Linked DNA regions of Homo sapiens: region 1 is linked to region 2. A link is a loop called in an ENCODE intact Hi-C map of the cell type or tissue named here. Cell type or tissue: endothelial cell of umbilical vein. All regions are shown on one strand. Links, peaks and the distances in the headings refer to the core of each region. The heading gives the core; the rest is flanking DNA.

What was found. A loop is a pair of places that touch in the nucleus more often than their neighbours do. Peaks named below come from ENCODE experiments on the same cell type or tissue, not always from the same donor. Only the 100,000 strongest peaks of a DNase experiment are listed, where the experiment ranks them.
Region 1: it touches region 2 in a loop (2.1-fold over the local background); 3 of 110 quality-filtered maps call a loop at or near these places.

Annotation. Positions count from the first base shown.
Region 1 is chr2:62,788,598-62,804,999 of GRCh38, reverse strand. All of the region lies in intron 5 of EHBP1 (EH domain binding protein 1), which reads right to left. Among named protein-coding and RNA genes, the nearest start is that of EHBP1, 91 kb to the right of the region's middle. In endothelial cell of umbilical vein, for the core only: no CTCF peak of the experiment used is centred there; a DNase peak (open chromatin) is centred at 10,009.
Region 2 is chr2:62,915,067-62,931,468 of GRCh38, reverse strand. The region is part of intron 10 of EHBP1 (EH domain binding protein 1); the gene reads right to left. Among named protein-coding and RNA genes, the nearest start is that of EHBP1-AS1, 130 kb to the left of the region's middle. In endothelial cell of umbilical vein, for the core only: no CTCF peak of the experiment used is centred there; no DNase peak of the experiment used is centred there.

The DNA of each region.
Region 1 (16,402 bases), core at 5,640-13,639, 130 kb after region 2:
AGTTTCATGGAAGACAGTTTTCCAGGACCAGGGCTGGGGTGAAGGGCAGGGGATGGTTTCAGGATGAAACTGTTCCACCTCAGGTCATCAGGCATTAGATTCTCATAAGGAGCGTGCAACCTAGATCCCTTGCATGCACAGCTCACAATAGGGTTCACACTCCTATGAGAATCTAATGCCACCACTGATTTGACAGGAGGCAAAGCTCGGGAGTTAAAGCTTGCTTGCCCACCACTCACCTCCTGCTGTGCAGCCTGGTTCCTAACAGGCCACGGACCAGTACCAATCCATGGCCTGAGGGCTGGGGATTGGTACTCCCAATCCCCAATTTATACAATACCAATTTATACTCCCATCAATAAGTGGGTCTTGGCCAAAAATGAGTCTTAATATGATTTTAAATATACGTTAGTTTTTATTTTTATGTAAACAAATCTATCTATATTTTCCTTTGTGATTTCTTCTCCACTGTTTTTTCTTTACCCACCGATTTAATAAATATTCACTTCTATTCTCTTTTAGTTTTGATTGATTTTCTTCAACAAACTTTCTCATCCACTTATAATTCCTTTTGTAGTGAGGTGAGGAGGTAATTTTTTCCCAAATAGTCCCAGTACCATTTACTGAACAATCTTCTCCTTCCATCATGAATTGAGAAGTGCAGGAATCTTTTATACAACTCTTTCTTGCTTGTAATTTGTCAAGGTTTTTTTTCTCTGCTTCCACAATCAAGTTCAAACTCTTTAACATAGCAAAGCTCTTTGCAGCACTGTCTCTGATTCCACATGAGGAAAATCAACTGTCTCTCCCCCAAAGGCATCCCATACTCTGATAAAATTGTGCCAAACTATTTTTTCTGTGGTGACACATCTTTACATTTTTGAGGCACAGAAGACCTTCCTAAATAAGGCATAAAACCAGAAGAAATAACAATAGAAGCTACTTTTTATAGAGTACTTACTAGTTGTCAGGCAGTAGTCTAAGTCTTTTACTGTAATATCTCATTTGTTCCTTAAAACAATCCTAGGAAGTAGATAGTATTACTACTCCCATTTTAAAGATAGAAAACTGGGCACAAAACGATTACAAAACTTGCCTAAGGTTACATTGCTAGTGAGTGGAGGAACTGAAATCTTAACACAGGCAATCTGGCTCTACAACTTGTACATTTATCCACTACACTGTACCGCATAAAAGACACAAATTTGAACGTATAAATACTGAAAGCTTGCTGTGTGATGAAAGGCACTATTTGCAATGCTGAAAAAATGACAGGGTGAAAATATCTGCAAGATATATAACAAGCAATGTATAGAACACATAAGGATCTATAAATAAGTACGAAAAATGCAGTTATTTCAATTGAAAGTTGGCAATGGGTGGGCATGAACAATTCACAGAAAAACATGCATGGCTAATAAACATATAACAAGATGCTCAACATCACTAATTATCAGGGAAATAAAATTATAATGGTGAGATATAATGATGATATAATGATTAGATAGCATTTTCACCCATCGAAGTGACAAAAATTAAGAAATGTGGTAATAGCTAGCATCGCTGAGGGTGTGAAAAACAGGCATTTCAATCACTGTTGGTGGGAATATAAACAGTTATAGCCTGTTATGGGGATATTCTTTCAGCAATAAAACTATCAAAATAAAATAACTGTCCCTTTTGACTGAACAGTTCCATTCTGGGAATCTATTCCAGTATCTGGGAATCTATCATGCACGTGTGCATAAATTTTTTTTTTTTTTTTGAGACAGGGTCTCACTCTGTGCCCAATGCAGTGCTATTCATAACACTATCAAGTAAACTGGAAACAATCTTAACATCCACCTGCAGAAGAACAGTTAAATCATTACAGTACATCCATCTGTACTCTAACGTGGCACTCACTGTACAGCAATTGTACACTGTGAAGGAAGAAAAGCAAGTCACAAAACAACATGTTAAGTATGATCTCTATAGCTGGGCACTTTGGCTTATGCCTGTAATCCCAGCACTTTGGGAGGCCAACGTGGGCGGATCACCTGAGGTCAGGAGTTCGAGACCAGCCTGGCCAACATGGCGAAACCCCGTCTCTACTAAAAATACAAAAATTAGTTGGGCGTGGTGGTGCACACCTCTAATCCCAGCTATTGGGGAGGTTGAGGCAGGAGAATTTCTTGAACCTTGGAGGCGGAGGTTGCAGTGAGCCGAGATTGCACCACTGCACTCCAGCCTGGGCAACAGAGGAAGACTCTGTCTCAAAAAAAAAAAAAAAAAAAAAAAGTATGATCCCATTTAAGAACAAAACAGAAACCTAACAACCTTTAAATACACATATGTGTGTGTAATATCATTTTAAATGTCTAGGACTGTGTGGGTGAGGGAGAACTTTCATTTTGTTACTTTATACGTTTCTTTATTGTTTATATCTTTTATAATAATCATCTATTCATATTTAACATCATTTATTCTTATTTAAAACTGTGTAACTTTCTCAAAAGTATGTGTGTATGGGGAAGGGGAACAACAGACATTAAGGTGAGAGGCAGAAAAATAAGCTAAGACAACATTTCTGAGCAATAGCTCTACTGGCATTTTGGACTAAATTCTTCTTTGTTGTGAGAGGCTTTCCTATGCATCATAGAGTGTTTAGCTGCATCCCTGGCTTCTACCCACTAGATGGCCAGTGGCATACCCTGCCCCTCCTCCAGCAAGACATGACTCTCAAAAACTTCTCCAGACATTGCCAAATATTCCCCCGGGGAAAAAAATGTTCCACACTCTACCCACCACTACATTCATTGAGAACCATGGGTTAAGGTATCAAATATTCTAAAAAGTTCCTCAGCCAGAGTTAGAATTCGTTGCACCTGATCCTATATGATATCAGTTATTAGTTCTGTTTTCTTGTTTGCCTCCACAGGCTGTGAGCCTTTTCTAGGAAGGTGTTCAGAGTGGTTAAACAGTTATCTCTTGGGCTGCGTTCCTCAGAGTATATCCTGTGACCAACTGCATCAGCAGCACCTGGGATATTTGTTAAAAGGCAGAGTCCTAGATTTCACTTTCGATTTAACATTCTCAAGATGAGTCCAATGCACACTAAAGTTTGGGAATTATATTTTTTAGTACAAATCTCAGCACATAGGAGATGCTTAATAAATTGGTGAATGAATGTACAAATTTTATTCTATAAAGATAATGAGTGAAATTGGTCTCTAGTTAAGAAATATACAACAAACCAACTTGCTTGTGAAATTTAAATATACAAACTCTATGAAACAGAAATGGCTACAAATAACAAAATTTAGTTTAATTATGCTACTTAATTACAGACATGTAAGCATGATTTTAAGTATTTGTAATAAATTTACTAAGAGTTGTATAAAAAAATTAAAAGCCAGATCTAGCTCTTGAATTCTCTCATGAAGAGTATCAATAAATAAGTGAACTGAAAGCACGTATTTTTAAATGTTGATCAAATGCATTTTGAAAAAAATTTAAACACATAACCACCTGAAAGAAGGGATGTATTACATTATTTCCACCATTTCAAGTGTTTAGCAACAGTCCTGTCATGATGTCTGTAATATACTCACAACACTTCAGTATAGATGGTGTGATTGATATAAATGTATCAGTTAGTTAAACTTCAAACTCCAGAGGCAGTCAGCAGTCCTAACTGAGGAGCCATGTCAAGGGAGCACTGTATCAGACGGCTATACTCCAGAAGCAGCGACCACAAGTACTTCTTTTATCCCTATCGTGATCAACACTTGAGACATCGGTAATTTGCATAGTGAATATCAGAAGTGAGGTTTATTGGTAAAATGAATAGCTTAGTGGTTAACAAGATGAATGTTAGAAATGGGCTTTCACTGGTGAAATTAAAATACATCATCAAAAAATTGTGAATTAGATAAAATATTGTATAGTTATAAACCTTTGAATAAACAGGATATAAAAATCCAGCAAGGTCTGTAACTTTTCTCTTAGAGGTGGTGCCCAGGGTTGATTCCTTAATAGTCCTGTAACTAACTAGTCATTGGTTTGGAAGCATTTCTTCTTGTCCAATGTTGACTAAAAGGATAACTGAAAGTGACCCTGTGAATGCTGTGGATCTCATCTAGTTCTACTAAGCCTTTCATGAAGGGTGATGGTTGGTATGCCCAAAATGAAAGTGAACTCAAAGCTTCTTTCATAGACATTAAAGAACAGGTTGTAATACATTGTTTTGTGTCTTCATACTAACATCTGTTTGAAAAACACCTATATGTGGCAGGATATGGTCATTTCTTTACAATCTGTTAGTAAGGTTGCAGAGAAACACCTTCAAATGCTTCATTGACCACCACTCTTGCCAAAAACAAAATAGAACAAAAACCCTAAGATTTATAAATCACTAGCTTGTTTTAGGCTGTTTCACAACAACTACATCCACATTTCTTCCCAGCGATACAGTTTATATAGTCTCCAGACAACTGCCAGTATAAAACACAATCCAATGGTCTTTATAATTATTTAACCAGCAAATCTTAGGATACAGTCCTGGAATTTTTATCCTATGCAACTAAAAACCACTGCCCTCTCACCATTAAAAAAAGGAAACAAAAAACCTTTCTGATATTAACATTCTTTAAAGAGTCACTAGATTTGGTGACTAAAGATTTTGTTACAAGTAACATTAAAGAAAGAAAGAAAAGCTGGGTTATCTACTGCCAGAGACACTATATCATATTAAATCATGAGGTAGATGAGATTTTTTTCAAGGACACTCCTATACATGAGGACCATTTAGGGTTAACACATCACATTTATGGCTTCAAAATTCAAGCATCATCACTGCCATCACTACAAAAAAGGACAAGGGACATTCAGTTTATGCAGAGAGGTGGAGACGAAAGACCCAATTATGGGCTGGACATGACTGGCATAAAAATTATTGAATACTTGAGTTTTTCGAAGTTCCAGACAGCACGTTTTCACCTTTAGGTGACGAAACAGCACCTTTGCTTTCTACCACGAGTACTTTTAATGTGGTCAATATACTTTGAATGTGACAGTCTCTAAAGGAGACAAGGTGGCCACATGGAACATTTCATCTCCTCCTCCAGGTAGGTATTCTAGCAGCTTATATGCCCAACTCCAAAATTACCTGAAGGATATAGATAAAACACCACTGTTAGAGTACACGCTTTTTTTCCTTGAACTTTCATATTCTGGTGCCATACTTGCTTTTGTACTGAGTAGATTAGGTTGTTTTTTAAAGAGTTGTTTTCCCCCTATAGGTAATTCAAAGGCGAGGGTAAGAAGGTATTCAGGTCCTCATACTGATGCCCCAACTTCATAGTTTCCAGTATAATCAAATACTTAAATATTTGTGTAGTGTTGAGCTTGCCTCAGGGCAATTTGTAGGATCTTCTTTCTTTAGATTAAAAAAATCATATAGGTAATTACCATAGCTTTCTGTGATGTCTTAGGCACAGCATTGTCTAAGAGCAGGAAGGTAGGCAGGTGATTTTTAAAGTACTTTTCAGCTCCAGGGTGATAAAAATATTTTAAACTTTCCGAAGTTTAAAAGTCATAATTAACTATTACAATTTAAAACTGAACAGTCATATATAGTTACAGTATAATTCTCTAAAATACAGTGTGCAAAAAAGAGGTAACATAAAGACCAATTAATATTTTCAGATAAAAATCAGCAAATACTGTTAAAATGCAAGATTCAACATTTCAAATTACTAACATTTCATATAGATAATGTACCTGGTTACAGGGAACCTTTTCAATATGTAATTATGAATAACATGGTTTGTATGGAACATCTACTACACAGCTCCCTATAAAAGTTGTATAAACTACCAACTCTAACCATACATCTTTCCTTTAGAGTATCTAATATGAAAGCTTAAAAACTATGTCTCACATATAGAAAAGACTAGAGACACCATGTGACATTTCCTATAGCATGAATTTCTTTTTTTTTTTTTTTTTTTTTTGAGACGGAGTCTTGCTTTGTCACCCAGGCTGGCGTGCAGTGGCACGATCTCGGCTCACTGCAAGCTCCGCCTCCCAGGTTCACGCCATTCTCCTGCCTCAGCCTCTCGAGTAGCTGGGACTACAGGCGCCCGCCACCATGCCCAGCTAATTTTTTGTATTTTTAGTAGAGACAGGGTTTCACCATGTTGGCCAGGCTGGTCTTGAACTCCTGACCTCGCGATCCGCCCACCTCGGCCTCCCAAAGTGCTGGGATTACAGGCTTGAGCCACCGCTCCCGGCCTTCCTATAGCATGAATTTCTATAACTCTAGCTACTGCTTAAGTCAGATAAAAAAAACACAAATTACAATGACAATTTACCATGTGTCTGGCGCTGTTCTAAGCACATGTTAATGCACAAAAATTCTATGAAATAGGTGTATTATTATCTTCATTTTATAGATACGTAAATTGAGGTAAAAGCCAAGTTCATCGACTTTCTCAGAATCACACAGGTAGGAAATGTCCAGAGCCTACACTCTTAAACCACCACAACTAGTATACTAGTCTCTAAAGAGGCAGACAACTGACTGTATCTAACAGTCTACAGGAAAAGAGAATTGAGATTTCTACAGATATTTCTTTCTTTTTTTTTTTTTGACGGAGTCTCACTCTGTCACCCAGGCTGGAGTGCTGTGGCGTAACCCCAGCTCACTGCAACCTCTGCCCCTTGGGTTCAAGCGATTCTCGTGCTTCAGCCTCCCGAGCAGTTGGGATTAAAGGCATGCGCCACCACTCTCAGCTAATTTTTGTATTTTTAGTAGAGACGGGGGTTTCACCACAATTGCCAGGTTAGTCTCAAACTCCTGACGTTAAGTGATCCGCCTCCCTCGGCCTCCCAACGTGCTAGGATTACAGGCGTGAGCCACCACACCCGGCCTTTATTTTTCTGTGAAACAAAAATTATCTTTCAATTCTACTTATATTTCCTTCCCTATTTCCATATATTCCAGATATGCCTTATTTTAAAAAATGATCTATTTTCACTCCATTTGATCTTACAGCACTTAGAAAGTTAATGGCCATTTTTATCATTTGTTTAGTTACCTAGTTTGATACTCTTGTTTATTTGATCTGCATTGACACCTTGTTAAATAGTTAAGGCTGGTACTATTACCCCTGTTTACAGATGAAGAAGGAAACTTAGACCCAGAAAGTTTAAACATGCTGTAAGTTTATCAAGGCATAGATAGCTATAGGAATTCAAATCCTATCAACAGTTCTACTACTGTTTTCATTTACAGTTTTGTATTTTTGTTTTTTGTTTTTTAAAAAAGATAGATGCAGGCCCAAAAGAGCTCATGCCTGGGTATCCTCCATCCACAATTAACAGGCAAAAGTTTGCCTATTAAGTAAAAAAGGTTGTGTTGAAGTGTACAATGAACTTGGCTCTTCACATACTATAGCAGTACACTTGATTGGCGTATTTTTATTTATTCATTAACACAGTAGCAAAGATAAGTACACTAACAGGTAGTATCTTTGAGAACTAAAGCCTTAAATAGACTTTTACTTGGAGAACATTATCTAGCAAGGGTTATTTCAGGTTAACTATTGATAAAAATTTCATTTCAGTTCCTTTTGCTTTTCTGCAATTATTACCACTCTATGGGAGTAGCTTTCTGCCAATCAACTGGTGCCCGTGGGGCTGGGATGTGTCTAGTGTGGCATCCAGTATGCTGTTGGTGCTCAAATTATAATACAAGCAACAACTACCACCAGGTTGCTGCACGCAAAGTAATCTGACACAAAAGCCATGCATAGCTAAGAGTCAGAACTGTAAGCAGTATTTGAACATTTAAAAAACAAACAAACAGAAATTTGTATTTGATGTCTACATGTTCATATTTTACCAGTCAGGATATGTTCACAGGATAGGACAAAAAAGAAATAATTTAGTAAGGTTTTCCCAAATGCTTGTCTCTTTATAACAACAGAATAGGATCCTTTCATAGGGCTCCAAAGTTTCACGGGAGCTAGGGAAGATAAAACCACTGTACTTTTATTCATTGGGTTTTAAAACAGTGTATATGTGTGTGTGTTTCCAGAGAGGGGGCCTACGGAGGAGGGAGAACTTAGGAGACAAAGAAAAAGATCTGCCTCTGTTTGGTCTTAGAAATTTAAAAAAAAAAAAAAAAGTCAGAAGTCATGGAAAGAGGTGTTTAAGATAAAAATTTAAACTTCATTAAACCATTAATGAACAACACACAATCCACAGGCTTTATTTATAGGGTTTTTGAGAGAATCCAGTACCATTAAATACATGGAAGTGTTTTGTAAATGGTATATGCTATGGAAGTCAAAGTATTAAGCTGCATTGGAACTTTGAATAAAACAGGATGCATTCATGATTAAAATTTTACATTTTAAAATCTTAACAATCAAAATTACGTTTTATGTGTGGAAAGAATTAAGACACAGTAAAACTTTTAGAGTGTATTTCTTGCATTCTTAAAAAGTATCCATGTATATGGTTAAATGAAAAAAGGAAGGTATAAAACATTACTAGTCAGCTCTTATTGTGTATTAAAAGGTGACCTATTTGATGATAACCTAGTCATCTTGATCCACAATCTAATACCCCTATTTTGAAGGCAGAAATTCTGACTTAACCATAGAGGTGCAATCAATTTTGTCAGTAACATAAATTAACAAAGGTAATTCATAAAATGCTGAAAAGGAAGACTTAGGCAGTGTCACACAGTTTTATGCATATTTCTAGGCAGAGTCCCAAACAAGCTCTGTAAAAAGGACTGAAGTCAGTACAGGAATCTCTAGAAGTAACTGATGTATTCTAGTAAAAGTAAAGTCCTAAAATTAAATGCCAAGCTCCATTTTTATCCTGATTACCATTTTAAATTGGAATTATCTCCTAGCAAAAGATGGTGGGCAAGGACAAATTATATTAAAGAGGTTTATTAGGAAAAGAATAGAAAGGACCAGCTGAACCAAGCAGAAGGGGCAGAAGGGCAGAAAAGTCTGACATTACAAAATTTATTATTTCTCTTCATATTAAAGAGTTCTGTGAGAACAATGTTACAATCTTAGAGCATAAAATCAAGTCCAATTTATACTATGATTGCCTTTTCAGTTTTTTAAAGTCAAAAATTTTTTCTTCAGGCTATTATCTATTAAGGAAGGGCAGGAAATCCAGGAACACTGACCCACAGGGGGAAAATTAAAACAAAACAAAATACAATTACTTTGGGCTATACATGTTTTTTAAAATGCATTTTGTATATTTTTAAAAGGAAAAGTATACAAGTTCCCTAACTTTAATCTATGATTTATTCAATTTTAATACAAAAAGAGGCAAATATTATTAACAAGGGAAAAAATGGAAAGGAATCAGAGAGCAAGCATAGACAGTGAAGAGCATGAGAGTAAAGCCAGTTTTAGAGGTAGTGTGAACAGTGGTGGGTACAGTGGAACTATACTGTACTGATGCCTTAAGAACCTTATGGAGAAAGGAGTTGGACTGAGGGAATAAGCAGAGAATACCTACTTAAATTTCTGAAATGCTCCCAGCCACCCATGTACAATCTGAATAGGAGATTCAATAAATGTTGCCTAAGTTGATAAATCATGAAATAATTATGAAATATAGTACAATCATATTATTAATATATAAAACTAGAACCATGGATGAAACCACTGAAGAACTAGAATCTGAAGCAATTAAGAGACTACCACAATGGGGTAGGATGGAGGGAGGAAGGAAGAGGCAGGAGAATGTTAATTTTCCTTACGAGTTCTTCCATACTGTTGGATTTGTTACCATGTGCCTGTATTGATTTTTTAAAAATAACTTTTATGCTCATAAATTAAAAGAGGCTTGACCTGTGCTAAAAAGTTCCTTTTTTTTTCTTTTGCTAATTCCATCAAAAGATTCATGTCAAAAACAGATTTGATTTTTTTTTTCTGTGTATACACACATTAGTTACGAATGATTAACAAAGCATTCATTCTTCTATTTGGTTTGGCTGAGAACCAACTTGTGTTAGTGTTAAGGAAATATTTCACTTTATATGGAGAAGATATGAAGTGTTACTTATTTAAATACACACGTGGTAAAAGAAAGGGTTTATACATGTTTTAGGCTCACAAACAATAAAAACATTTAAGTAGTTTGAAGTGTAGAGTTTTTCCACCTTTTTAGAAACTAGAAAAATGCTGAATACCTTTCTCTCTTTATCCAAAAATAGGCTTTGTGACTTATCTGTTTAGTATTTTAATTTCAGTAAGATGATAAAAAGTTTAAAGAAGATTCAATAGTAAATATGGTATAAGCAAACATGATTATTTTATCTAATTTTTAAATATAGAGACTTTTTTAAAAAACATAAATTTTGAGCAATCAGAATAAAAAGTTATATTGCAAAAGGAGTTCCTCAAATTTAGGGTATTTGAAAGTAGTACCCAAATTTAATCTGACACATAGTCACTTAAAGTGTTTTTACTTTTCACATGTACAATGATTAAAAACAATATTCAGTTTGAAGAAAAGTTTACTTAATATATGAATACATAAGAAGAGTTAGTGAGAAATGTAAAATGCTGTCTATTCTATCTTTTCATAATTTTTATAAAATCACTTTTCTAAATAAAACTATTTATCAAGCTACCAAGAAATACTAGTTGTAGCAATTTTGTTTCTCACAACACCTATTTTGATTTAAGGGTGCAGGCAGTCAAAACCAGGAATATAATTTAACCATATTGTGACTGACTTTTGAGTAGATTTTCACTAATCATGTCCACCAACACAGAGTGGAGTGAAGAAAAATAAAGATTTATAGGGGAAAATGCTGTGGATTATTTAGAAACCAGCCACTAAAGAAAAGAGAAGAAAAGGCTGGATTTGAAGTCAGTTCTCAGCTCTCTGTTTTATTCTTAAATTGCGAAGACAACAACTTATAAAGAAAGAGTTAAACAAAGGATGGAAATTAGGAGAGCAAAGATAAGAAATACTGGCCACATATGATCTGGACATTCTAAGACTTGTGTACAAAACTATATCAAGTAAGACTTCAAATCCAGGCCTTAACTTCACAGATAGTTCCTCTGACATAAAAACAGATTCCTTTTCCTCTTATTTTTCCTCCTTCTTAACACATGTTTGGCAACCATTGTTTATTTCTATTGGAGTTAAATTATACCTCTCTTGTATTTTTCCCCATTGGAGAATAAAGACACTTAGTGTTTTCCATTTCTCTTTTCTTTATTTCGTAGATCATATGCAGCATAGAGCTATTATTTACAAAATAAGAATCACTGCCAATTTAGACTTATTCTTTTTAATATCCTGAAAGGTAATAAGACCATTCCACCAAATTAAATTGAGCAATCCCAGGTGGTTCCCTTCAACTTTATTTCATTTTTACCACACACACCCCTAGTCATCACTTTCATTTTATATGATCTACTTGTTGACATATATGCACTGAAATCTACTTCCAAACTCAACGCTGAACCTAGTCACAAAAACTGTCCTTGAATCAACATGACCATTGCAAAAGACTGGGTGAATGATGGGTTTTGTATAATAATCCAAAGCCCTATAGATTTTCACTAGTTCAAGCTGTCTCTGGAGTAAATTCCAAAGTGAGAGTCACTGCAGCGGAAATGGAGGTCCCCTCAAAGCTCACACCTGCAAAGCAGTTTTGTGAGTGGTTGAAAAAAAGTCAATCATTGTGGATATGTTTAGTTAATAAACACATTGATCTTTTATACCTATCCAAAAATATCAGTTCTAAAAGCACTCATATGACCTAGGCATAAGGCATCTTTTAAAATAAGAAATGTAATAACATTAATGAATTTATGAACTTAATCTACCCTAAATGCAAACAAATAGCACCCTAAAAAAATTATACAACATGTATATGTTCGAAAGAAAAATGCTAAATTAAAATCAATTTATTGATATGATGGAATTATAGATAATTTTCCTTTTTAATATACGTAGCATTGTCATTATGTTGGCTGTGTAATAAATATTAAAATTTTTAAAGATACACTAAGTGCTAATAAAAAATAAGTCTAAAGAACAAAAAAAAAACCTATCAATTTTATTTGCATACTATTCCTGACATCTAATTCACAGAATCTGTTACAATAGATGTCTTCTTCAGTCATAAAACTAATAACACTGTAGGTAAGCAGCACTTAAATATCTCACTCTAAGTATACTGAGAGTGAAATCAATTGGATACACACCCATTTATTGGGGTATTTATAAACACATAGCATCTTGCTGGGTATTGTTTGAGTGTACAAAAAGACACACCCTTTCAAACTTTAAGTAGCAGCCTAAAATTAGCAGAGAGATACAAGACTATCACATGAAAAATTAAATAGCTGAGTAAGGTCAAATTTTTTAAAAATCCATAAATATAGTATATAAATAAGTGATGAGTTCGTTTATCAAACATCATTGAGGATCTACTATTTGTAAAGCATTCTTCTAAGTGCAGAAATCAATTATGTAGTTAGATTTCTGCCATTCCAAAACTAAACAAAAAAGACAAGATGTTTTGAAAACGAGAATATGAACCACTAATACATCTGACTCTGGGCTCACTGCCTAGGAGTTAGCCCTGCTCCACAAGAAGCAGCTATTTAAAAAGAAGAGAAAAGAAAGGCACTAATATATCTGGACTGTAGAACATTACTGGCTTAGAGGGGGAGATCTCATGTTATAGTACCATCATTCTGTAGCTCACATAACTGGAAATACATTCCCTACTATTTAAATTGGCTTAGACAGCAGCATATGTAGTACTTTAATTAACTGTATCAACTGACATACCTTAAAAGTAGATGCAGAGGTCTGAAATAACTGTAAGTAGTACTTGTAAACCAATATTAATCCAAGTTTAACCTATATATAACAAAGTGTCTAATGTTGTATCTGGATGGCAAGAAGGCTGAGTATAACACAACTGTATTCAGAAATTCTGAAACACTTTATGAGCAAACTTCTAATTAATTAGCGATATGAAGAGAACAAGTATTGCTGCTGAGTGTTATTTTTTGGCCAGGATGGAAATTTATACATTAACATTAAAAATAACCCTGTTTTAAAGCAATCTCTAGATATCTAAACTACCATTATAAATATTACTAAATAACATTTGGGCAGTATTCTTGACTAAATTATATTGCTACACTTCCTTATTTTACTAATTTGTAAATATAAAACTATATATTGTAATCATTCTATAAAGAAAACTTAAAGTAGCCTCTTACAGGTATTTAAAACATCATTAAAATTTTTCTCTTGGAAAGTTTAATCAAACTTTGTTACCTAACAAACTTGACATCATAACCTATTTTTTATTTTTAAAACTTTTAACGTCAGATATTTTTCACTCGATTACAGAATTTAAAACTTTATAATAACCATCTTTTAAAATGAAACTAAAATGTTCTTATATTATTCAAAAATGTATTTTCCAAAAATATTAGCAAAGTGTATGATTAAGTGGGATTTTAGATTTTAAAATGTAGCTAGTATATGCAGCACATGATCTGAAGCAGGGAATCACATGCATTGAACTTAAATGAATAAGCCAGATATGGCTGCTGGCTGTTTTGGTCTTATTTTCTTTAAATACTATCAAATTATCTACCTCAGTAAAACTGATGTTTATCTTAAAAACCTTTCATTACAAATGGTTTTTTTCTTTAAAAAATTCAATTTTTCTAGAACTATTTGAAGAAGCATAAAAAGCAAACATTTAAAAGCATGTTATCACATACATGTACTACTTAAAGTTGGTATATAGAACCTCAGTCTGGGAGTGAAGAAAATGAATGAAAATGAATAGTTTACCACTCATTAGCAATATGACTTTGGGCTAGTTACCAGATGATATCTTAGTTTCCTTATCTGAAAATGAGCAAGGAGAATTTTATGATTTCTAAGTTTTCTTCTAGCTCTAAATTTCTGTGATTTGATTATTTTAATCCAGAAACCCACATCTATATTGGGAAACTAGGTTTTAAGGTTATGGAATAACATAATAGTGAGTTATAACTTAAAACAACAAAAATATTACAACACTAATTTGAAATAGATTAACTGCCTGAAAGCAATGCTTTCAAGATAAAACACAAGAGACAATAATTGAATAGGGTTGTACTCATTTAATAATGGTATAAACACTAACATCTACAAAACAGGATATTTCATTGATGGGTACCTCTTGTGGAAATAGTCAACTTGTCTGCAAAGCCAAAATCTATAAAGTAACAAGAGAATTACACAAAAATATTTTAGACCTTACTTTTCAAATGGAGTTCTGTTATACCGTGTATAACTTACATGTAGAAACGAAAATTATTTAAAATTAATGATTACTAAAGTTACAACACAACAAGTGTTTATAGGAGTAGAGCCTTATTTCTTTTAATAATACATAATCCTTATATAAAGTAACACTATTTTCTGTAAAGCTGTGCAGTTCTCTAAATGTTTAATGTTTAAACATGCCACCAACAAGCATCTGACTAATAAAATGCAACTTCAAATAAAGGGAAACAATTTACTTCCTATTATTATCTGATACAGGTACTGCTGGAATTCAATTTCCTTTCAAATGTGTGCTTTTTTCAAAGAACATCCAACCACCCACACATTATTTAAAAAACAAAACAAAACAAACAACAAAAAACCTTTGTGTTAGAAATTGTCCCAGAACTGTATTTTGACGTTTTTAGCAACCTGACAAACCACTCTGTTTGCTTTCTTCTGCCAATACAAATCAAGCCAAGGACTAGTTTCTTCATTTATTTCATTCAATGTCACAAGACGACATTATGTCAGGGTAAAGGTCAATCATCAAGAATGCATGCTGCTGCTACAGTGGAAATATAAATATTCACCTGGGCTTTATTTCAAAGACTGGCTCACTGAAACTATTTAATAAGGCCTATAAAACTAGGAGGATGTGGAAAAACAATGTGTAAGAAACATTTTTCTCAACAAATTATATTCGCTGACATCATATAGAAAACTAAAGGTGCTACTTCAAAAACAAGTAAGTTTTAGGTAACTGGCATCAGAAAGGGGTTTTTCCTAGTTGTTTTAACAATCTCATGTTTTTTAAAATTTGCAGGAGTGCTACCCTGCAGGCATCTGTGACAGCATCACGAGGTTTCATATTTAGTGTGGGTGGTTGGATAAAATTGGACATTGATCAGTTTTGTGTGTGCTGAAAGGCACCAGGCTGGAACACTGTATTCAGCATTGGGTATGAGACTGCCAGTGCAGTGGGTTGGAAGATGTATGCATTGGCACTCCGTGTGGAACCAGGAGCTTACTTAAAAGGTTACTGAAATCTTGACTTTGGCAGCTGTCATCTTTAAGTGATCATGAATAGTTAAGAATTAAATCCAGAGCCAGACCTCTGAAGATCAGAGGTTGTGCACGTTTGAGGCACTAACCGTCCTTTATAACATTCTGTCCTCAGAAACAGAAAGCAGGGAGTAGGCCTTTTGGTGGGTGGGTGGGTGGAGAAGTGTTACATAGTTGAGAAAGTCACATTTTTAAAACACTCAGCTAAACTTAACTCTATCAACTTTCTAGGTGGCATTTAAATTAAAACGTCAGCAGATGTAATTACGTAAATAGATGAAGCAACTTTGTAATATTTTACCAAGTTAGGAATTCCAAGGTCTTTTTCTACTACATATATATGTGTTTGTGTCTTCCTAATGTACATTCTGAACCCTTTGCCTCCAAAAACAATTTGAAATGGCTATGCAGTCTCACAGAGCACTCTTATTAATGGCAACAGCCAAAAGACTACTCCATACTATCTGTTCTTGATGACTGGGTATTATAAAGGGCCAGCAATATCTCAAACATGCACAACTTCTAGTCTCCATAGGTGTGACTCTGGATCTAAGGTTTAACTCTTCATGATCACTAAAAGAAGACAGCTGCCAAAGACAAGACATTTTCACAGGACATATGCTTTTCACAGTGACTCCTCTCATGTTCCCTACCACCAGTAAATCAAATATTTTTCCCACCAGAGCTAAAATATGGTAACACAGAATTATTCATGCACAGATGAGTGGCGTTTCATAGATTTGTGCTACAGCATCTAATACATCTAACAGGGTCACAGCATGCCTTCAACATCTGCAATTAGTAATGAAGGTACTGGAATGGTATGATCTATTAGGTGTAAATTAAATATAGGTTTCTGTTAAAGATCAAGCTTATTGGCAAACCTTCAGAAACAGGTAAGAAGAATATAAAAACAAAATTAAGTAAAATAATTTCTTAGTAATAACAGAAAATAATTGCTTTTCTTAAGTGAAAGGAGGCAAAAAAAGCCTCTTATAAATTAGTA
Region 2 (16,402 bases), core at 2,759-10,758:
GTTTTCCACAGCACTGTATCATTTTAAATTCACACCATCAGTGCACAAGGGTACTAATTCTTCTACATCCTCACCAATACTTGTTATTTTCTGATTTTTCTTTGGGGATTGAAGATAGTAGCCATCCTAATGGGTGTGAGATGGTATCTCATTATGGTTTTGATTTGTATTTCCCAATAATTAGTGATGTCGAGCATCTTTTCATATACTAGTTGGCTATCTGTATGTGTTCTTTGGATAAATATCTATTCAAGGCCTTTGCCTATTTTTGAACTGGGTTGTTTGGTTTTTGGTTAAGTTTTAAGAGTTTCCTATATATGCTGGATATAAATCCCTTCTTAACAGATATGTTATTTTAAAATATCCTCCCATTTTGTAGGCAAGAAATATTTTCCCTCTGTTGATTGTGTTCTTTGAGGCACAAAAGTTTTAAATTTTCATGAAGTCTAATTTGTCTTCTTTCTTTTGCTGTCTGTGCCTTTGGTGTCTACCCAAGAAATCACTCCCAAATCCAATGTTTTGTTTTTGCCCTATGTTTTATTCTAAGAGATTTATGGTCTTAGCCCTTACATTGAAGTCTTCAATCCATTTTGGGTTGCTTTTTGTATATGGTGTTAGGTAAGGGTCCAACTTCATTCTTTTGCATGTGACATCTAATTTTCCAATATTATTTGTTGAAAAAATGGTCTTTTCTCCATTTTTCTCCATAGTCCTGACTCTCTTGTTGAAAATCACTGACCTTATTATATGCAGAGGTTTGTTTCTGGACTCTCTATTCCATTGTTGGTCTATATGTCTTCATGCCAGTACCATACTGTCTTGATTACTGTAGCTGTGCAGTAAGTTTTAAAATCAGAAAGTGTGAGTCTTCCACTCTTGTTCTTTTCGAGGCTTGTTTTTGGTTATTCTGGGTTCTTTAAAATTCCAAATGAATATTAACATGGATTTTTGTATTTTTACAAAAAACATTATTGGGATCTTTATAAGAATTGCATTAAATCTTTAGATATCTTTGGGTGGTATTGATATGTTAACAATATTAAGTTTTCTAAGCCAAGAACACGGGATATCTTTCCATTTATTTCTGCCTTTTTCAGTTTCTTTCAGAAATGTTTTATAGTTTTCAGTGTGCAAGTCTTTTACCTTCCTGATCAAGTTAATTCCTAAATATTTAATTCTTTTTGATGCTACTGTTTTTGTTTTTTTGTTTTGTTTTGTCTTGAGACAGGGTCTTGCTCTGCTGCCCAGGCTGAAGTGCAGCAGCATGGTCACAACTCACTGCAGCCTTGACATTCTGGGCGCAAGCAATCCTCCCACCTCAGCCTCTCAAGTAGTGGGACTATGAGTGCATGCCACCATGCTTGGCTAATTGTTAAAATGTTTTGTAGAGATGGGGGTTTCGCCATGTTTTCCAGGCTGGTCTTGAACTCCTGAGCTCAAGCAATCCTCCTGCCTTGGCCTCCCAAAGTGCTAGGATTACAGGTGTTAGCTTCTGTGTCTGGCTGATGCTATTGTTAATGAAAGTACTTTCTTAATTTCCTTCGTGGATTGCTCATTGTTGGTATATAGAAATACAACGGATTGGTTTTTGTATCATGCTACGTTGCTGAATTTATTAGTTACAACAGTTTTTTTTTTTGTAGAATCTTTATAGTGTTTTTTATATACAGGATCTTCTCATCAGCAAACAGAGATAATCTTATGCCTTCCTTTCTGATTTGAATACCTTTTACATCTTTTACTTGCCTAAGTGTGATGGCTAGGACTTTCAATACTATGTTGAAGACAACTGGCAAGAGAGGGCATCCTTGCCTTGTTCTTGATCATAGAAGTCTTTCACTATTGAATATGATATTTTCTGTGGGTTTTTCATATATGACTTTTATCATGTTTAGGTAATTTCTTTTAATTCCTAGTATGTTTAATTTTTTTTTAATCATGAAAGGGTATAGAATTCTATCAAATGCTTTTTCTGGATTGACTGAGATGATTACATGTACTATCTCCTTCATTCTGCTAATGTAGTGTATTACACTGATTACATATGTCTAATCATCCTTGCACTCCAGGCATAAATCCCACTTGGTTGTGGTATGTAATTCTTTTAATATGTTGCTGAATTTAGTTTGCTAGTATGACATTGAGGATTTTTTGCAAAGTTCATAGGGATATTAGTCTGCAGTTTTGTTTTCTTGTAGTGTTTGTCTGGCTTTGGTATCAGGATAATGCTGGCCTCAAATAATGAGGTAAGGAGTATTCCCTCTCCAATGTTTTGGAAACGTTTGAGAAGAATTAGTGTTGGTTCTTCTTTAAGTGTTTGATAGAGTTCACTGGTGAAGCCATTAGGTTCAGAGCTTTTCTTTTTTGGGAGATTTTTGATTACTGATTCATTCTTCTTACGAATTAGAGCTCTATGCATATTTTCTATTTCCACATGGTTTCATTTTGGTAGGTCTTCTGTTTCTAGGAATTTGTCTATTTCACCTAGGTTACCCAATTTGTTGGTGTAGAATTACTTAGTACTTTCTTATAATCCTTTTTGTTTCTGTGGAATAGGTAGTAATGTCCCCACTTTATTTAATTTCTAATTTTACTAAAGTGAGCCTTTTCTCTTTTTTTTTTTTTTTTGTTCTTAGTCTATCTAGCTGAAGTTTGTCAATTTTGTTGATCTCTTCAAAGAATCAACATCTGGGTTCATTAATTTTCTCAATTGTTTTTCTAGTCTCCATTTTGTTTATCTCTGCTCTAATCTTTATTATTTCCTTCCTTTTTCTAGCTTTGGGTTTAGTTTGTTCTTCCAGTTCCTTAAGTTGTAACATTAGGTAGCTGAATTTGGGATCTTTCTTGTTTATTTTTATTTTTTTCCCACTGGAAAATAATATTAATAAGATCCCATCAGCTATACAACATGTTCTTGACATTAAGCTGCATCTTCCATTACAATTTGCTCTTTCCTAAGTGGTTCCATGAATGCTGTCCTCTTTGTTATAGTCTACAAGCAGCCATTGTCAAACTTGGAGGTAGTGTTGATAAAATTAAGGCCAGTCTTTTCTAGAGGCCACCAGAAAGGACTTGGAGGGTGAGTACTTACTTTTTGATTCCCACCACACAGCCTTACAAGCAGAATAAAGTTTTTGGTCACCTTAGGGCAGAGGACAACGCCTCCCTAGGAAAAGCTAGGCCATCGGGTTAGCACAGATAAAGCATGAGGGCTGGAGACAGGTAAGAAAACAGAGTACTATCTAACAGGCATGACACTTTCAGGTTCAGAGGTTGTTCTCAGCCCTCTACACTACCCCAGCAACCTCTAACCACAGGGGTGTTCCCTTTCTTGTATTTGAATGTGAGTGTTAATTGCTAAAAATTTCCCCCTAAACACTGCTTTCATTGTGTCCCAGAAGTTTTGGTATGCTGTGTTTTTATTTTCATTTTTCTCTAAGTCTTTTGTGATTTCTTCTTTGATCCATTGTTTATTTACAAGTGTGTAGTTTAAAATCCACATATTTGTGATTTTTTTTCAGTTTTCCATCTGTTATTGATTTCTAACTTCATATGTTGTTATCAGAAAAGATACTTTGCATGGTTTCTTCTTTTAAATTTTATTGTAACTTAATTTGTGGCTTAACATATATCCAGGAAATGTCCCATGTGCATTTGGGAAAATGTGCATTCTGTTGTTGCGCAGTTTTTTGTATGTTTGTTAGATCTAGTTCACATACTGTGTTGTCCAAGTCCTCTACTTTCCTAATTTTACCTGATTCTTCTATCCATTATTGTGAGTGGGGTATAGAAGTTTCCAACTATTATTGTACAAGTATGTGTATGTCTACTTCCGATTCTGGCCATTTTTGCTTCAGATATTTTGATGGTCAGTTATTAGGTGTGCAAATACTTTTAACTGTTATATCTTCTTGATGTATTGAAAATTTTCTTAATATATAATGTCCTTTGTCTCTTGTAACTTTATTTTTTAATTGACAAATAATAATTGTTTATTTTCAAGGGGAACATGGTGATGTTTTGATACATATAATGTATACTAATCAGATCAGGGTATTTCACATATCCATCATCTCAAACATTTATTATTTCTTTGTGCTGGGAACATTCAATATCCTCCTAATAATATATAGCTTTAAGTAGCTATATTATTGTTACTTATAGCCATTCTACAGTGGTATATAACACAAGAATTGAGTAATCCTATCTAGCTGTAATTTTGTATCCTTTAACAAATCTCTCCATATGCTCCTCTCCCCACCACCTCCCCTGCCTTCCCAGCCTCTAGTATCCTCTGTTCTACATTTTACTTCTATGAGATCAACTTTTACTTTTAGCTTCCACATTTGAGTGAGAACATGCAGTGTTTAACTTTCTTTTCCTGGCTTATTACAGATAACATAATATCATCCAATTCCATCTGTATTGCCATGAATGGCAGGATTTCATTCTTTTTTTTCTAGCTAAATAGTATTCCATGACGTATATACACCACATTTTCTTTAACCATTCATCTGTTTTTGGACAAATAGGTTGAGTCTATATCTTGGCTAACATGACCAGTGCTGCAATAAACACGGGGGTGTAGATATCTCCAATATAATAATTTATTTCTCTGTGGATAAATACTCAGTAGTAGGAGGACTGCTGGATCATATGGTAGTTCTATTTATTTTTTGTGAGACCTCCATAGTGTTCTCCATAGCGGCTATAGTGGCTTGCATTCCCACCAACAGTATCTAAGAGTTTCCTTTTCTCTGCATCCTCTCCAGCATTTGTTTTTTTGTTGTTGTTGTTTTTGTCTTTTTGATAATAGCCATCTTAACTGGAAAGAGATATCTCTTTGTGATTTTGATTTGCATTTCCCTCATGATTAGTAATGTTGGACATGTAAAAAATATATTTTTTGGTCATTTGTATGTCTTCTATTGAGAAATATCTGTTCAGGTCATTTGCCCATATTTGAGTTCAATTGTTTTTTGGCTATTGGGATGTTTCAGTTTCTTTTATATTCTGGGTATTAATCCTCCATCGAATGAGTAGTTTGCAAATATTTTCTTCCATTCTGTAGGTTGTCTTTTCACTCTGCTGTTTTCTTTGCTGTGCAGAAGCTTTTTGGTTTGATGTAATCCCATTTGTTTATTTATGCTTTTGCTGCCTATGCGTTTGAGGTCTTGAAGTGTTTCCACTATGTCTTCTACTAGTAGTTTCAATGCTTCAGGTCTTACATTTAAGTCTTTGATCCATTTTGAGAGGTGGCAGTCTAGTTCCAGAATATCCAGTTTTCCCAGCACAATTAATTGAAGAGACTATCTTTCCCCAATGAGTGTCCTTGGTGTCTTTGTCACAAATCAGTTCACTGTGGATATGTGAATTAATTTCTGGGTTCTCTATTCTATTTCATTGGTCTATGTGTCTGCTTTTATGCTAGTACCATGCTGTTTTGGTAAGAATAGTTTTGTCATACACTTTGAGGTCTGGTAGTGTTATACGTCCAGCTTGGTTATTTTTGCTCATGATTGCTTTAGCTATTTGAGGTCTTTTGTGGGTTCATATAAATTCTGTTTTTTATTTTCTATTTCTGTGAAGAATGTAATTGGTATTTTGATAGATATTGCATTTAATCTGTAGATCGCTTTGGGCTACATGGTCATTTTAATGATATTCATCTGATCCATGAGGTTGGGATGACTTTCCATTTTTGTGTATCCTCTTCAATTTCTTTCATCAGTGTTTTGCAGTTTTCCATGTAGAGTCTTTCACCTCCTTGGTTAAATTAATTCTGGGGAGCTATTGTAAATGGGATTGCTGTCTTGATTTCTTTTTCAGCTAGTTTTATTGTTCATGTATAAACTACTACTGATTTTAATATACAAATTTTGTATCCTGCAACTTTACTGAACTCGTTTATCAGTTATAAGAGTAATTTGGTACAGTCTTTAGATTTTTCTTATGTCTTTTTTTAATAATAACATTTTATTTCCTGAGAGCACAGATTCAACTTCCCCTGAATATATGCTTCTGGTTTTTCTACATATAAGATTATGTCATCTGCAAACAGGGACAATTTGACTTGTTTCCAATTTGGATGCCTTTTTTTTTTTCTTGCCTAATTGCTCTCCTTAGAACTTCTAGTAGTATGCTGAATAGAAGTGGTAAGAGTAGACACTCTTGTCTTGTTCCACTTCTGACAGAAAAAGCTTTCACCCTCATTCAGTAAGATGTTAGCTGTGGGTTTGTCATATGTGGCCTTTATATATTTAGGTATTAACCTTCTATACCTAATTATTAAGAGTTTTATCATGAACAATGTCAAATTTTATCAAAAGCTTTTTCTATACCTATTGAGATGATCATATGGTTTTCATCCTTTATTCTATGGATGTGATGTATGACATTTATTGACTTGTGTATACTGAACCATTCTTGCATTTTTGGGCTAAATTCCACTTGGTCATGGTGGAGTTTCTATTGCCATCGTTGATGCACTGTTGCGCTCAATTTGTTAGTATTTTGTTGAAGATTTTTGTGTCCACGTTCATCAGGGATACTGGTCTGTAGTGGGTTTTTATTGTTGTATCCTTGGCTGGTTTTGATGTCAATGTTATGCTGGCCTCATAGAAAGAATTGGAAAGGATTCCCTTTGCTTCCATTCTTTGGAGTAGTTTGAGAGGAATTGGTATTAATTCTTCTTTAAGGGTTGGGTAGAATTCAGCAACGAAGCCATCTGGTCCTGAACTTTACATTGTTGGAATACTTTATATTACTGATTCAATCTTTTTACTTATTGGTCTATTCAAGGTTTTCTATTTCTTCTTGGTTTGATCTTGGTAGATATGTGTCCAGGAATTTATCCATTTCCTCTAGGTTTTCAAATTTATTGTCATAAAGTCATTCATAGTTGTCTCTAATAATCTTCTGTATTTCTGTGGTATCTGTTGTGATGTCTCCTTTTTCATTTCTGATTTATTTGGGTCTTCTCTCTTTTTTCCCAGTCTAGCTAATGGTGTGTTGATTTCGTTTATCTTTTCAAAAAATCAACTTTTTGTTTCATTGAACTTCTGTATTTTTTCAGTCTCAATTTCATTTATCTCTGCTCTGATCTTTATTATTTCTTTTACAATGTTTTGGTTTGCTCTTGCTTTTCTAGTGCATTGTTAGGTTGTTTATTAGAACTCTTCCTCATTTTTTGATGTAGGCATTTATTGCTATAAACTTGCCATTTACTACTGCTTCTCCTGTGGCCATAGGTTACTTTGGCTGGGAGAACAAGCATAGGGCTGTTCATTGAACCTGGGGGTATGCCCACCAGGGGTTGCCTGTGGGGCTGTTTCTCAGGCATGATATGCTGGTACATGGCTCCTCAGCTGGCCTAAAGGCATGTTTGCTGGGGGCGATCCACAGGATGGCTGTTTCTCAGGCTTGGGATATGGGTACAAGCTGTTCAGCTGGCCTTAGGTTGTGTCTACTGGGTAGGGACCCATGAGGCTGTTTCTCAGACTTGAGACACAGACACATAGCTGCTCAGTTGGCCTGTTGATGTGTCCACTGGAGGTGGATCGCAGAGTTGCTTCTCAGGGCCATGATGCAGTCAGCTGGTTTGGGGGTGTGTTTGCCAGGTGTGGCCCACAGGACTGTTTTGCAGTCCTAGTACACAGGTGCAAGGCTATTTGGTTGGTCTGGGGCATGCCTGCCAGGGGTGAACTGCAAAGTTGCTTCTTAGGCCTCGGAGTGTTTCTTGGGTCATAGAGGGTTGGTGGGTTATGGGGACTGCACACCTTATGCTCCTAAGATTGCCTCTCAGGCCTGGGATGCTGGCACATAGCTGTGTAGGCAGCCTGGGAGCTCCTTGCCAGAGGCAGCATGTAGAGCTACTTCTCACTCCTGGGGCATGGGTGCAAAGCTGCTTGGATGACCTGGGAGTGTTTCTGCCAGGGCCAGCCTGCAGAGATGTTTCTCAGGCTCTTGCTGTGGGCATGGGGCCAATTGGCAGGTCAGGGACTTTTCTGTAGAGGGTGGGGCACCTCAGTGTTATTTCTCAGGGTGCAATCACATAGCTGCTCTGCCAGCCTGAGAATGTCAGCTGTTCAGAGGCTTGAGGGCCTCTCCCCTATGAAGATGGGCATGTGGCTATTTGGCCAGCTCATGGGTAGGTTCACCCTGGGCAAGACTGCCAGGCTGTTCCTCTGGCTGGAAGTGAGGGTAGTGAGAGTTGGTTTTCATGCTTTGCAGGACCAATGTCATAGCCAATCTTGGGTCCAGATTTTGTATTGCTGAGGTTGTGGTGTTCAGCCACTGGTGTAGGTTTGGAGGAATGAAGATGGAGCCCCAGTGTTAGACAGGTGCAGTGACTATGTGCCCCCAGAGAAGGGCACACTTCAGAGGTGTCCCTGGTCTCAAGATGTCACCATGCTTCAGGAGCTTGGCTCATAGGAGGTGGGTGAAGTATGGGGAGTGCACACCTTATGCTCTTAACTGGGGCAATGCAGCTGCATGATTTCCTGGTAGCTATCCAAATGGAGACTGTGGGATTCTCCTGTTGTAACAACTATACTGTTGTAAGGTGTTTGCAGTGGCAATGGGGGTTAATGGAGATCTTCTGCTTACCTGTTACCCACAACAAGAAGTTCTCTCCTGACTCCAGGTTGATTAAATCCTAAGGAATGGAAGGGAGACAGGACTGCAGAGACTGGCTGCCTTCATGCTGCCCTCCTGGACTTCCTATCACCATAGGTGTTTCTCCACTCCACTGCTGTACTCCACTGCTCTTTCTTTGACACTCCTGTCAAATCTTGGCTATTTATTCCTTGTATTTATTCTTTCTTGTAGGGAAGATGAATGCCAGGTGTCTCTAGTCTGCCATCTTGCTGATGTCATTCCTGCATCTTCCCTATAACCTTTTTAAATTTAGTCCATTTTGTCTGATATTAGTATAAGCATCCTGGTTACTATTTACGTGGATTATTCTTTTCTGTCTTTTCACTTTCAACGTATTTGTGTCTTTGGATACAAAGTGAGTCTCCTGTAGACAGCAATTATTAGATCACGTGTTTTCACCCATTCCACCAAAGTCTACCTTTGGAGGGTTTAATCCATTTGAAGTACAGATGACTCTTGAACAACATGGGTTTGAGCTGTGTGGGTCCACTAATACTTGAACTTTCTTTTGCCTCTGCCACCCCAAGACAGCAAGACCAACCCTTCTTTGTCCTCAGCTTACTCAACATAAAGATGAAAAGGACAAAGACCTTTAATACTGAATATATTTTCTCTTCATTATGATTTTTTTTCTTTGAGACGGAGTCTTGCTCTGTCGCTCAGGCTGGAGTGCAGTGGTGCGATCTCCGCTCACTGCAACCTCCACCTCCCAGGTGCAAGCGATTCTCCTGCCTCAGCCTCCTGAGTAGCTGGGATTACAGGTGCCTGCCACCATGCCTGGCTAATTTTTGCAGTTTTAGTAAACACGGGTTTTCACCATCTTGGCCAGGCTGGTCTTGAACTCCTGACCTCATGATACACCTGTCTCAGCCTCCCGAAGTGCTGGCATTACAGGCGTGAGCCACCACGCCTGGCAGATTTTCTTACCATCTTCTTTTCTCTAGCTCATTTAACTGTAAGAATAAAGTATACATACATAAAACATACAAAATGTATTCCTTGACTATTTATGTTATGGGTCTGTTCTGGTCAAGAGTAGATAATTAGTAATTAAGTTTACATGGGGACAAAAGCTACACACAAATTTTCAACTGCATGGGGGTTGGTATCCCTAATCCCTACATTGTCGAGTGGTCTACTGTAATTTGTGATAAGAAGGGACTTACTTCCATCATTTTGCTAGTTGTTTTCTGTATGCCTCATAGTCTTTTTTGTCCTTCATTTCCTACATTATTGCCTTCTTTTGTGTGTATTTTTTTTTTCCAGAGTGAAATTTTAAAATTTCTTTCTCATTTCCTTTAGCGTATGTTCTTTTGTTATTTTCTTTGTGGTTATCATGGGGATTACTTTTTTTTTTTTCTTTTTTGAGACAAGGTCTGGCTCTGTCTCCTAGGCTGGAGTGCAGTGGTGCAATCTTGGCTCACTGCAACCTCTGCCTCCCAGGCTAAAGCCATCCTCCTACCTCAGCCTCCTGAGCAGCTGGGGCTACAGGCACATGCACCATGCCTGACAAATTTTTGTATTTTTTGTAAAGATGGGGTTTCGCTATGTTGCCCAGGCTGGTCTCAAACTTGTGAGCTCAAGTGATCCGCCCGCCTCAGCCTCCCAAAGTGCTGGGATTACAGGCATGAGCCACCATGCCCAGCTTTGGATTACATTTAACATCCTAAAATTATAACACTGTAATTTGAATTCATACCAGTTTAACTTCAGTAACTTCTAACAGCTTCTCTTCTAATAGCTCCATCAATAACCTTTTAGCTGTTGATATCAAAATTACATCTTTACACACTGTTTATCCAAACAGAATTTTGCATTAATTAATCTAATTATGATTAATCAGGCCAGGCGCAGTGGCTCATGCCTGTAATCTAAGAACTGTGGGAGGCCAAGGCAGGCAGATCATTTGAGGTCAGGAATTCGAGACCAGCCTGGCCAACATGGTGAAAACCCAACTCTACTTAAAAAAACCCCACAAAAATTAGCCAGGCATGGTGGTATATGCCTGTAATCGCAGCTACTCGGAAGGCTGAGGCAGGAGAATTGCCTGAACCCAGAAGGCAGAGGTTGCAGTGAGCAGAAATCACGTCATTGCACTCTACCCCAGGTGACACAGAGAGACTCTGTCTCAAAAAAAGAAAAAAAAAATATGATTAATCAGAATATGCCTGAATCTCTTAAATTAATGCATTCATCTCTTAAATTATGTTTACACCATTGTTACAATAACACCAGCTTTTATAATTGCCCACCTATCTACCTTTTCTGGGATCTTTATTATTTTACATGTCTTTGGGTTACTAATACCCTTTCATTTCAACATTTAGGATTCCATTTAGCACTTCTTGCAGGGCAAACCTAGTTGTAATACATTCCCTTAGCTTTGGTTAATCTGAGAATGTCTTAATTTCTCCCTCATTTTTGAAGGGCAGTTTTTTTCAGATATAGGATTCTTGGTTGGCAGTTTTTTTGTCTTTTAGCAGTTTGAATATATCATATCAGTCTACTGCCTTCTGGTCTCAAAAGTTACTGATGAGAAATCTGCTGATATGAGGATCCTTTCTGATGAGTCACTTCTCTCTTGCTGCTTTCAAAATTCTCTTTGTCATTCAACAGTGTTGAATGATTATAATGAGTTTTAGTGTAGGACTTTTTGAGTTCATCCTACTTGGAACTTGTTAATCTTAGATGTTTACATTCATGTCTTTCATGAAATTTGGGAAGTTTTAGCCATTATCTCTTCAAATATTATCTCTCCCTTTCTCTGTCTTTTCCACTCCCGGGAATCCCAAAATGTGTATGTTGGTTTAGTTGATGGTGTCTCACAGGTACTTTAGGCTGTGTTCCCTTTTCTTCAACCTTAACTTTTATTGTCCTATGATTCTCTCTTCTGCCTGCTCAAATATGCCTTTGAATCCCTCTAGTGAATATTTTTTTGTTTCAGTTATTGTACTTTTCAGTTCCAGAATTTTTTTCATTTCTTTTAAAGTTTTTTCTTTATTAATATTTCCATTTGGTTCAGGTATCTCTTTTTATAAAATTCTCTCCATATGTTCAGTACTTTGAGTGTCTTTTAGAACACTACTTTAGAGTCTTTGTGTAGTAGATCTGACATTAGATCTTTCTCAGGTACAGTTCCTCTTGGTTTCTTTCCTTTGAATGGGCCACAATTTTCTGTTTGTTTGTATGCTTTATGACTTTTCATTAAAAAACAGACATTGGAATCTAATAATGTGATAACTCTAAAAGTCATTATTCCCTTCTAGAAATCAGATTCTTCCCTTTCCCCACCTGTTATTTGTTTGTGCTTAAAAAAAATTGTAGGTGGTTCCTGTACTGAGGATTAGTCTGAGGTACAAACTAAAATCATCTCAGGTCTTTTCTGTACCTGTGCCTTTCCCTGGACAAACACAGTGACTTCATAATTTCCCCTATATATATGGTTGCTTTTGAATAGTCTAGTCTTCAATGCCTGTCTCCCAAAAGGGGAAAAAGAGATAAATGAAGAGAAAAACAAAAGGTGCTTGCCCTTTAAGTCCCCCGGAAGTCACTTCAATCAGCAAGAGCAGACAGGGGCTTACACCAAAAAGAGGGAAGTACAGCAACAATGGCCACCACCTCTTTGCCTGCACTTCTGTATCAGAGGCAGCAATCAGCAATAAGAGAACAAATTTCGGATATTTGAAAGATAAGGTCCTTATTTCCCACCTTGGCTTCTACAAGCTCTGTGCAAGCTATTCCAGGAACACCTACATGACTGCCTGCCATGAAGCTGGAGAATCAGGGATGGATAGCCACTGCTGAGCTAAGAGCTGAAACCGACCAAAATTGACTACAATTACTATCTAAGGGCTCTCCTGGAAGGCTTCAATAGACCCCAGGTTTCCAAAATAGTTACATCTGGCAGATTCTGCCAGTGCAAATGTTGTCTCGGTTGGGAGAGAGATTCCTGGTGCTTGCTACCCCGTTATTTTCTCAGAATCCTCTACCTCCTTAAAAACTTTTAAGAGCATAAAGAGGTCTTGAGACCAATAAGTTTGAGAACCACTATCGTAGACAATGCAGATATGCATGTCCAGGAATTGTCATATTTTTAAATGACCAAATCAACCAACTTTAGCTTTCAGTGAATCAATGTAAAATGAGGATCATAAGACTAACTAGGGGCATAAGTTTAAATTCAAGACCCTAAACTAAAGCACCATTTTCAGAAAAATTTCCTTGTTATGTCATTAGAGAAGAGTAAAGAGGATGAAAAGATGTAGGGCACAGCAAACTAGAGATGCTTGCAGGTTATATTTATATCCCTGATGTTTCCTTTTGGGGCCTTGAGTAGTCTGTAGCCATTAATTTAATATATTGTGATGCCGAGTTTGCTAGAATCACAAAGGGATACTGTATGATTATCTGCCTATAAAAACAGCAAATAAAATATGCAAAATTCTATTCCATAACAGAGCATTTGGGCTCTATAAGTGCCTCATTTGGACCAGCAGCCCGTACTACAATTATTTATTTTAAATTTACTACGGTAGTTGTAAATCAAAGAGTAGTAGAGAGAAAGAAATTCCAGGTTTAATGATTATGATATAGGCAGTGAAAAAAAACACAATAGGCCGGGAGTGGTGGCTCACGCCTGCAAACCCAGCAGTTTGGGAGGCTGAGGCGGGTGGATCACTTGAGGTCAGGAGCTTGAGACCAGTCTGGCCAACATGGCAAAACTCCATCTCTACTAAAAATAGAAAAATTAGCCGGGTGTGGTGGCAAATGCCTGTAATTCCAGCTACTCAGGAAGCTGAGGCAAGAGAATTGCTTGAACCTTGGAGGCGGAGGTTGCAGTGAGCTGAGATCATGCCACTGCACTCCAGCCTGGGCGACAAAGTGAGATAACATCTAAAAAAAAAAAAAAGAAGGAACACAATAGTTCCTAAAAACTAAACAAACGAAACCAGAATAAATCAGAAATCAAAGTGCTGGGAGACATTCCTCTGTAGGTCTGTTATGCTCCTATACATTTTGCTGGTCCAAGAATGAAAAAGTCTGGCTGCTTTTATTCAGGCAATTTCTCACAGATAGGAAAGCATGATTTAGCCATGCAATTTCTTCCTATGGCTGATTTTGTTATAAACAAGTGAAAATCAATTCAGTTCTGTAAATTTAATATAACTAAATCATATATAAACTGCCATGAGGGAGAAGTTATGTTCACAGTATAAAGCATAAGAAAAGGACTCAGCATTGGGATTAAGAACATACCTGAACTATAGAGTCAATTAGATCTAGGTTTGAATCCTAACTCTGTTACTACTTAATGTTTTCCTTAAAATGTGTGTGTGCGCACACACATGTGCATCTGTGTGCACACGTGCGCATCTGTTTATATTAATATACATAGTCACGTACTGCATAATGTTTCAGTCAATGACAGATTACATATATGATGGTGGTACCATAAGATTGCAATACTGTATTTTTACTGTATCTTTTCATTCATTCATTCATTTATTCATTCATTTTTGAGACAGGGTCTCACTCTGCTGCTCAGGCTGGAATGCAGTGGTATGATCACAGCTCACTGCAACCTTGACCTCCCTCCTATTTCATGTTTAGATACACAAATACTATTGTGTTACAATTGCCTGTGGTATTCAGTACAGTAACATGCTGTAAAAGTTTGTAGCCTAACAGCAATAGGCCATATCATATAACCTAGTCGTGTAGTACACTACACCATCTAGCTTTGTGTAAATGTGCTCTAAGATGTTCATATAATGACAAAACTGCCTAATGGCACATTTCTCAGAATGTATCCCAATCATTAAGTAACACATGATATATATATATGTGTATGTCTTTTATTTATACATATATACAATATAAATTGTACAGTATATGTAATATTGCATATTGTAATAGCTATTAAATTGTATACTGTATATAATAGCTATATTTTATATACACAATGAATATATTTATATTTTAATAAAATTTGTGTATGTAAATTTTATGTTTATATATAAAAGATAATATATACAATAACATACACAATATTATAAAATATATTTTGATGATATATAATACACACATTATAAAATTATTTATATATAAATATATATGGAAAAATAGCTATTAGTTCTTTTTCTAATCTTGGAAATATGGAAATATATCATCCTTACCTATCACTTTTTAACTTGTCATTTTAAATTTTTTTTTTTTTTGAGACAGAGTCTCGCTCTGTTGCCCAAGGTGGTGTGCAGTGGTGCAATCTTGGCTCACTGCAAATTCCACCTCCAGGGTTCAAGTGATTCTCAAGCCTCATCCACTCGAGTAGCTGGGATTACAGGCGTGCACCACCATGCCTGTTTAATTTTTGCATTTTTTAGTAGAGCTGGAGTTTCACCATATTGGCCAGGCTGGTCTTGAACTCCTGGCCTCAAGTGATCTACCCGCCTTGGCCTCCCAAAGTGCTGGGATTACAGGTGTGAGCCACTGCACCTGGCCCATTTTAATTTTTATAGAGTCCAATTTGCCTATCTTGTCTATCTTTTGCTTCTTCTGGTTCAGAAAGTTATTTTCCCTCCAGAGATCCAGTAATATTATTATATTTTCTTTTTCTTTTAAAATATATTTCATTAATTAAAAGTTCTATTATTTTAGAGACAAGATCTCACTATGTTGCCCAGGCTGGACTCAAACTCCTGGGCTCAAGTCATCCTCCCACTTCAGCCTCCCAAGTATCTGGGACTACACATGTGCACTACCACACCTAGCTCATTTTAAATTTAATGCTGTAATGCTTTCATCTACCTAGAATACATTTTAGTGAATGGTGTGAATTAAAGTTCTATGTTATTATCCAACATCACTTCCCAAATAGTATTTCATTGTTCTGTGATACTCCTGTTATTGTATATTAAATGATTATGCAAATGTGTTGTGTATGGTGTCTGAATGAGATTGTGTTTGTTTCTGGGGTAGATGTTTTGCTTCAGTTATCTACCTACTGTTTTTACCAGTACGTTGTTATCGTATATACTGCTTTAGTATCCTGTATGCCTAATCAAACCCCATTAACAATTATTTTAAAAAAAATTTTTTTTAAATCCTTAAACATTTATTTTCCAAATAAATTTTTAATCATTTTGATACCATCCCCTCAAAAATCCTGTTTGTATTTTGATTATGGTTATATCAAATCTATAAAGTATCTAGGAAAGAGGGATGCTTTCACAATATTTAGTATTCCCATCTAAGTAAAATTATACATGTGACATGCCCAAAAGGGCTCAAATAGCGTGCTGTCTTATTCAGCATATCTTTTTCTTTTACAATTACTAAAATAAAAAAGAGAAAATTAAAATCCATATAAAATGGGATGCATGTTATTTACTGTTCAGATTAAGTCTATTTTTCCTATAGCCCTATTATTGAATGTAATTTAAGTGAGATATACTACCGATTTATAAATTAGTAAAGTTAAATGGTAGCTCTTCACTTTTATGAAATAATTATGGAATTCTTCTTCTGGTATACATTTAAAATATAACCTGCATTTCAAAAATTCATTTTAAAAACTATGCAATCACAGTTTGTATATAAAATTAGGTACTATGATAGCAAAAAGAATCTTTACAAAGAAATTCTTTTTTACGGTAATACCAATGTGAATTTTTAAAAGATCCATACGTATACATAGACCATATAAAAACATTAATGAAAGGGAAATGCCGATCTAGGAATGCCA